2 separate regions of the Mus musculus genome follow, and region 1 is linked to region 2. A link is a contact called in ENCODE Hi-C or POLR2A ChIA-PET data. All regions are on one chromosome and are shown on one strand. Each heading gives the region's core, a stretch centred on a gene start or an enhancer-like site at or near the end of the contact. The rest is flanking DNA. Distances are from core to core; before and after follow the strand shown.

Region 1 (4,109 bases), core at 1,137-3,636, 43 kb before region 2:
AAAGTCAATGTCCTTGTGGGCCCCACATACAGAAGGCCACATGACCATCAGCCATCAGGGCCCATCTGGTCCTGCCTGGTTGATCCCACATGGTCAATCTCTCTGGGTTTTCCCATCAAGGGTACCTTCTCCAAGAAGTCCTTCCTGATCCTCTTGGAAGACCCAGCTAGCCTCGAGATTGAAGACCATTTGGCAAACTGGGCCCATTTATCAGTAGCCACTAAGGTCTGGTCTCATGAACACTGCCCCAAAGGAGACTCCTTACTTCCTGTGACCACACAGCCCTGTCCAACCACATCTCAAGCAGGCTCCTACCTGGCTCCATCAAGTAGCTACAGGCAAGCCTTGGCCTGTCAGCCTGAGCCTCTCAGCTGCAGCCAACCCTGCCACCCCCACTTCAGGATCCAAGTGACTCACAGGGCCAGCACACCGCCTCTGGCCCACACCACAGGTATCCATGGAACACTCACCTGCCCGGGCTTGCTGCCGGTAGGCAGCAGCAGTGCCAAAGCCAAGCTTGGTCCACTGAGAGGCAAGACAGGAGATGGGAACCAGGATGCCCTGAACTCCACCCGGCCATCCAGTCACACAGACAGACAGAGGCTTCAGAAAAGGATTCCTGAAGGTCATTTTCAGGTAGGCTGGGGGCAAGGGGGAAAACACAACAGACAACTACGCACAGCACGACACTACATGCCCATGGACAGACCAAGAGAGCCGTAGTCCTGACTCTGAAGCTGAACAGCCTATGAGAACCACAGACCTTCCAGTGCCCAGAGGACATGGCCCTGAGGTGATGGAGTCTGCTCTGCATGCCTGTAGGCCTAGGGAACCTCCAACCTAGATCAAGGGAGATGCCGGCCCTCCCGCTGTGAGAGTCCAGCAAGTTTTGAGACTGAGGAAGCTCATATTGCTTCCCACAGTAGGGCAAGGCTGGCGTGCAGTCTAGCATAGGCCACAGGGAGGGAAGGCCCAGCAAGAGTTCCACTTTTGACCAGCCAGGGCCTGGTGTCCTTCCACTGAGACTGAGAAACCAAGATGTCCTGTATGTCTCCCAGGAATAAGGGAGGCTAGGGACACAGTGAACCCTAGCTGTACAAGTAGCATCTGTAACCCAGAACCAGACACTGGCTCAGACCGGTGGGGGCTGCTCCCATCCCAGGGCCCAGTCATAGACCCCACAGATGGCAGAGTGAAGCACACCCTCTCACAGTACCTCAAAGTACCTCAGCCCTGGCCTGAGAACCCACTGAGCAGCCTGCTTCCTCTCACACTGGTCACTGCTCACAGTCCCATTTATCTTCCAACATCATGCTAAGATGACTAGACTTTTGCCCAGAGTTATAGGTACAATTAAGGTGGGCTCAGGATTCTGCAACCCTGGGAATATCCAGGACATGGAACAGACTCCTGAGGTGTGGGGGCTACTCTCATCCAATCCTATGAAGGAGCATAGGGTGCAATCTGAAGGAGAAATCAAAGGGAAGAAGTGAGATGGGACACAACCAAGCAAAGACAAGCAGGCCCAACAGGGGACAACATGACATCAGTCCTGCTGTGCAGAGGTGTGGCCAAGGTGGAAGGGCCCTCAGGCTGGGCTGAGGGATCTGGATGGAAGTCACAGAACTAAGCCAGCAGGCAGGTGACCTGGCTGAGTTGCATCTGCTAGCCAGTGGACAGATGCAGAAAAGACACATGAGGACAAATGAGAGACTCTGTCCTCACCTGGACATAAAGCAGGGCCTCTCTCTGGCCAGGACGTGGGCAGAGAGCAGGATAATCTGACTTGAGGAAACAACAAAATCACAGCCAGGATCCCTCTAAGCAAAAGGCCACAGCCAGGCTGGGAGGACTCTGGAGGCAGGGTGTAAGATGGCATCTTGGAGCCTGTGGCTTGTGGACTCCTACTTATCAAATGTTGCATAGAGCCAACGCCCCCTCTCTGTGGCCAGGTCCACTGAGCTTGGTGACCTACCATCTGAAGACCAACTTAATGGTAAGGGCTATTGCCGTGGTTCTTGTGACCCACAGGAATTTGGAAATGGGGGCCAAGGCCTGTTTTCTGGGCACACTGGAGTTTAGCTCTTACTAAGGTGGCAAACATTCATGTCCCTAAAACCCACGGGGCCACAGGCCTAGGCCACTTCTCCCTGTTCCACTTCTGAACACAGGAAGTGTAAGTGGAGAATCCAGGAGTAGGGCCCTGCACATAACACACCACAGCTGTCTGGGCTTCCAGATGCTGGGTTCATTGGAAAGCATGCACCACTATCCCTGAGATGACAAGTCCTCAGTACTCCGTTGGATGGCCAGGCGCTCCTGAAAGGGCCTCACCAGCTCTCCTCCCCGGCCTGGCCCTGAACCAGGATTCCTGCTGGGTTTGCTTCTAATCCCATCAAAGTCATTGAAAGCCTGCTCCCCGCCCTCAGCCCCGCCCTGGCCCGTGCAGCCACCTCTCCCGAGGGTAGCAGCTTACATAGGCCTAGCCTGCACCAATGCCAAGCTGCACGCCAGGGCTTCCGCCAGCCTGGGTGGCCAGTGCCACCTCCAACTCAACTCAAATCAGCACCAGACCCTTCTCCCGTACAGGAAGGCTCTTCACTGGAGAATCTGACAAAGTTCAACACATCTGTGAAACACCCTGATACTTTACTGATAGCCTCTGCCTTGCTCCATCTGGGAGGGCAGGACAGTCCAACCAAGGGCAACATAGAGGGCAAAGGTGGAGAGTCAGACGTGGATGGAGTTCTGAAGTCCCCTCACTCTCTAAAATCCAACAGTGTGTTGCCCAGGTCACAAAGACTTGCTGTTCAGTTTCAGCAGCTGAGATCCTGATCCTAGTTCTAGATCTGGTGGCACCCACTGTAGAGGACTTCATCAGTGGACACAGGAATATCCTGCCCAAGGGTGTGACCTGTCACCTCCAGGGAACTCCAGCAAACACACTGCAGCAACCATAACCCAGAATCATGTATTCAGAGAGCAGTCATCATGGCATTGGTTCTGGCAGCCCACTGCCAACCGCGCTGCAAGGACCTATAACTGGACCCATTCATACAAGAAAGAAAACAAGAATGAAGTTACATCTTGAACTTCGGCAGCTTCCCTCCCAGTCTCAACGGGACTAAAAACCCACTGCAAAGAAGAATCCTAACGCCAGTGTGGGGAAGGGGCTGCTGTGAGGGCTGATGGAGGACTTGGAGGAGCCTCTGGCAGCCTTACTGTGAGAATGTCAAGCTGTGTGGGAGAGGTGTGTGCATCTCACAGGCACCAGGGCAGTTCCTCCCACCAGGCTCCTGAGCACCAATCAGCCCCAGGCTTACTCAACACCTAGAAGCCCATCCACACTCACTTCACCCAGGACACCCCTCTGGTTCCACCTCTAGCTACAACCGTGCACCAGACATATGCTACCCTAGTACCACCCACTCTGATAAGTACCACTTATCAGGAGGGATGACAGAACTAGTGTCACCCTCCACCTGGGGGACTGTGTGGTGAGATGTGGAGACAGCATCCAGCTTAGCCGGTTCAACATAGTCGCCCTCGAAACTGGCCAAAGTTCCCTGAAGCAGAAGGTAAGGTCCAATGAAGTCAAGGCTCACCCTGGTTACCTATCTCTGAAGCAAGGAAGCTGGAGTTCTGTCCCCCTAAAAGTCCTAACATCTGAGCCTCCTCCAGAGGCTTAGCAACTATCTAGAGTCTCTGCAGCCCTGTGGCAGCCTTGAGGCCAGCCTAGGTAAGAGTCAGTCATAGCAGCAGAGAGCATGCCTGCACAGAGGGCATGGGGCCAGGACAAAGGAAGGCTGGATGACAGGGCTGCCCAGCCCTCCTCCTGGCCTGCCCACTTGGCCAGCTGCCCAGCCAAGTAAATGATGCTTCCTTCCCAGCCCTGTGGCTCACCTGGGCCACACCACACTAGCTTTTCAGAGCCCAGACTCCTCACTAGACTCAGCTACAAGGAGTCAGGAAGAACCCCAACTCCTGGTATCCACAGGTGGGCATGCCCAACCCCCACCTTCTACCGGTAGATAGTAACCAAAAAAGACTATTGCCCACACTCCCTGATTATCCAGTAAGCACCACACACAGCAGCTGACAACTGGGAC
Region 2 (4,161 bases), core at 540-3,039:
GGTGTTCCCATCTCAAGACCTAGCCAAAGTAGTGCCAGGCCCTGGCCGTGTCCCAGGCCAGAGACTGAGCAAAGCATTCCTGTCTGAAGGACCCAACTCTGTGTGCACATCAAGGCTTGAATGAAGGAGAAAGAGATGTCTCAGGAGCCTCCCACCCCCACCCCACCCCAGGCCCCACAGCAACAAGCCACAGTAACAAAGCTTTCTTGTCGGCTGACTTTGGCAGGGGGTTACAATGCCAAATCCACCATTTGTAGCCTCGAAGTGAAGCCTTCCCCAGTCAGTTTCTCAACTGCAACAGGGACAGGAGTTTATAGCCGGGGAGCTAGACCCCCAAGCTCAGGTGTGCTCCCACTGTCTCTATCACTACTCATAAGGATGGAGAGTCTGAAGCTGTGACACACTTGTAACACAACCCCAGTCACTTTGCAGCAGACCTGTTTGTGAGAAGGCTGGAGGTTAAGGAGGTACCACCTCCCCAAATCACCAAAAGTCCTGGCAACCATGCTGGGTTCTGATCACCCCTCAGGGTAGCCAAAATGCATCCCAAACCTCATAGGGGGTGGGAGGCAAAGAGGCAATGATCATCGTGGAGCTTCGTCCATAATCTGCTGTCCTGATTTCCAATCAGCACAAATTCTTCACCAGCCTGACAGCCTGGCTGCTGTCCTCACCACCAAATTAATATCTTTCCCGGAGCTCATTTATAAGTCTCCCTACCCTGCTTCCCTCTGGCTCCCAAACCCCAGGGAGAGTAATGAGTGGGGGGCTCTGACCCTGCTTGGTTCTACTCCGGGAGTTGGCAGGCTGTTTGGGGCTGGGTGCTGCTGGCGGGAGGGTTGCAGGACAAGAAAATGATCCTTCTGCCGATGGGTTGTCTCCCCTAAATACTGAAAACTAGGGGTGCCAGAGTGTGGGGCCCCAGTCCTGGGTTTAATCAGAGACCCAGAGTGACCGTGCCCACCTAGGTTTGGTCTGCTGTCGGGGAACGGCAAGATCGCAGACTCTATCCTGGGCAAAGAGACAGCCAGGGGCCAGCGGCCTTCTCCAAGCCACAGCCCGACGAGCCGGGAAGAGCAGTGGCCTCCCGGAGCCCAGCGCGTCGTCCCCATCCCAATGCCAGGGAGGCCCGGAGCCCTCCAGCGAGCTCAGAAGTTGCTCCTCCGGCGTGGCTCGGTTCCCGGATAGCTAGAGCTGGGCGCCCCGGGGGTCCGCGGAAGCGCGAGGCGCAGCGTGAGGGTCCCTCTCCACGTCCCGAGCGAACCTGCGCTCGCGCCAGCCCGCCGCCCACTCCCGCTCCTCGGCAAGTCAGAGGCCCGGCGTCCTCGCCCTCTCCCGCCGCGCGCCTGGGCCCGGGAAAAGTTGCCCTGTGCCCACTCGCCTCCCCGGGCCCGGCGCGCTAACTCTCGGTACCGCCACGGCTCGGGGCCAATGGGCCCGGCCGGACCCCCAGCGCGCGCTGCGCACGCGCCCCCGCCCCGCCAGCCCCGGCCCCCTCCCTCGCCCGCGCCGCCGCGGCCAGCACTCACCGAGCGGCAGGAAATGTTTGGTGTCCATGTCTGCGACTAACTCATGCCCAGCCGGCGGCGGAGCAGCAGGGCGGCAGCGCGGCGGCCCCCGGCGCGGCCCGCCCGGGGCCCGGGCGGCGGGGAGCCGGCGGCGGCAGCGGCGGCGGCGGCGCGCGGAGGCCGCGGCGCGGCGAGTTGTTGCAAAAGTCGCCCAACAATGTAAACTACTTGTGCCTGCGCGCGCCCCGCGCGCGCACCCGCCGCCCGCGCCTCCGCCGCGCGCCCGCGACCCGCTCCGGCCCGGCCTGCAGCGGGGCGGGGGGGTGGGGGGGGAGCGGCGGGGGGCCCGCGACGGGCGCGGACTCGGCGCAGCGCCGTCGCCGCCACTCGCCCCGCCCGCAACCGGTGCGCGCCCCGCCCGCCGCTGCCGCCGCCGCCGCCACCACCACGGCCACCCCGCGCTCGCAGCCCGGCCCCGAGTTGTGAGCGCCCTGCAAACTTGCAAGTTTGCATCTGCCAAGGGTTCCCAGGAGCCGTGGGGCGGCGGCGTGGGAGGAGGGCGGGGCGGTGGGGTAAAGCAGCCTTCCCTTCCCGGCTGCCCAAAAACCCGGCGGCCCGCGGTGGTGGTGGAGGAGGAGGAGGAGAGCCGGGCCGGGAGGAGAGCCCCGCGGCCGGGCCATTGTCTGCGCGGACACACAAAGAGGCCGGCCGTGGCCGCGCGAGGACCCTGGTCCTGCAAGGCTCCCTGCAGAAGAGCCGAGGCCCTGCGCATCCCGGTGGACACATGGGGAAACTGAGGCCGGTGAAGGGCCGTGAGCCAGAGGCAAGCAGCTGGGCAGGGAGATGCTGCCCTTTGGACGTCCCAGTCCCCTTCACCTAACACGCGAGAGGCCCAAAAAGGACCCTGGTGTCTGACCGCAGGCCAGACAGGCAGAGGGGGGCTGGGGTGCTGCTCGGGGTACCCACGTTAACACGACGGCTCTCACCCTCCTCAGAGGCGCGGGGCTTGAAGGGCGCTACTGCCGGCTTCGGACATCACCCGTGGCCCCAGGCTATTTTTATACCTTGGTTAGCTCTCTGCCCTGACTTAAATTCATGATTTGTTTGTTTAAAAACGAAAGGAAGCACTCCTACCCAGGGAGAGCCTGGGCCTCCTCCGCAACCCGCCCGCCGACTTGGGCAGCTGGAATTCGGATTTGGGTGTGAGCTACCTGAGCGGAGCCAAGCCAGCCTCCCTAAGCGCAGAGTTCCCCCTGCGCCAAGCCAGGCAACCGGCAGTCCCGCCTCCCTCCACTCCCAGCTGGTGCCTGCCAGACCAAAATCCAGCGTGGAGGCCCTGGCAGAGGGGTTTACCAAAGTCCACAGGCTGCACAGAGTAGGTGCTGCCCAAAGAGAACACCTCCCCTCAAGACAAAAAAGAAAGCTCTGCGTGGGCCCACTACCACCGTCCTCCAGGACTGCACTTTTTCTCTGTAAAAAGCAATAGTTGGCCGAACTTGGTGGCACACGCCTTTAATATCAGCACTCGGGAGGCAGAGGCAGGCGGATTTCTGAGTTTGAGGTCAGCTGGTCTACAAAGTGAGTTCCAGGACAGCCAGGGCTATACAGAGAAACCCTGTCTCAGAAAAAAAACAAAAAACAAAAACAACAAAAAAAGCAATAGTTGTGGGACTCTATCTTAAAGATGTCTTTTAGCAGCCTACCAGAAAAGCTATAGACCTGTCTTAGAGAAAGGCCATGTCTGGTCCTCCTATGTGGGCTGGGAAACAAAATGGGGTTGCTAATGCCTTGGGTTGCACTACAAACCAGGCCTCCTTTCCCAGGTCATCACCTGGGAGTTCCCTTAGTGTGGCACACAACTTGGGGTGCTTCTGGTAGTGCCTGCATCAGGTAGCACAGCTCCATTGGACCCACTGGCCAGGGAGAAAACCCCCAGATTCCTTCCTTGACAGGGCCATTTTGAGACTCTTATGGCAGGCTGTGAGGGGGTAGAACTAACTCCCTGTGTCAACAGCAAGGCCAGAGAGCAGAAAGAGACTATAAGCTTTACCTTAGGGACGTGTTATCACAGTAGAGAGCTAAGACCTGTTCTTCAAACTCCTGGGCCATCCTCGCCAGGGCAACACGTGGTGACCAACAATAAAGTACCAACTTTCTACCCTGGCCAGTGAAATCTGGGCTGCAGACAGCCTGCTCACGCTAAGTTTCAGAACAGAAAGGATCAGGAAAGGTCTGTGGGGGTGGATAGAGAAACTTCAATGATCTCTGTCCCCCAGTATTGTGGGCCATTCGTTCTACCAACAAATATCAGCAGGCTCTATTGAAGACTTGACCCTGGGTTCTCACAGAAGGTGTGGTTAAGATGGGCAGGGCAAGGGCACACCCCAGCTCTGCCTTGCAACTCTTTGGTGGCCAAGCCAGGCCACTCTGCTCTTGCCCTCAGTTCCCTGACCTGGAAAGTGCAGACAATCCCATCCTCCATACTGGGTCTTTGAAATGACTAACCAGGCAATATAGAGACTGTTCAGCCAGGATGAGGCTTGCCAGAAAGTAGATATTTTGTCACAAGATAGGGAAGACTCATAGGCAAGAGTGGCTAATTATGACTGCAGAAGCCTTGGATCAGGATAAAGCAGTGCAGGCCGAGCTAAAG

The links. Hi-C counts contacts between places; a loop is a spot of excess contacts on that map. ChIA-PET counts read pairs that join two places held with the same protein, here RNA polymerase II (POLR2A).
Region 1: a loop to region 2 is called in a map of gastrocnemius, with 6 times the contacts of the local background. The contact joins the enhancer-like site here to the promoter of Rxra in region 2. A Hi-C loop is called at or near these places in 7 of 37 maps with a recorded cell type or tissue (T-helper 2 cell, adrenal gland, gastrocnemius and 2 more). POLR2A ChIA-PET finds 5 or more read pairs at or near these places in 1 of 5 experiments (Patski).

The regions. Positions count from the first base shown.
Region 1 is chr2:27,718,098-27,722,206 of GRCm38, reverse strand. The region is part of intron 1 of Rxra (retinoid X receptor alpha); the gene reads right to left. Among named protein-coding and RNA genes, the nearest start is that of Rxra, 43 kb to the right of the region's middle. Within about 2 kb of position 2,386, at least 2 of the 3 ENCODE cell types and tissues checked have a DNase peak (open chromatin) inside an H3K27ac peak, as active enhancers do; they include gastrocnemius and heart, where a contact is called at or near this core.
Region 2 is chr2:27,674,829-27,678,989 of GRCm38, reverse strand. Rxra (retinoid X receptor alpha) reads right to left here and starts at 1,789. Exons shown (of 10, transcript NM_011305.3): 1 at 1,530-1,789. The coding sequence starts at 1,557.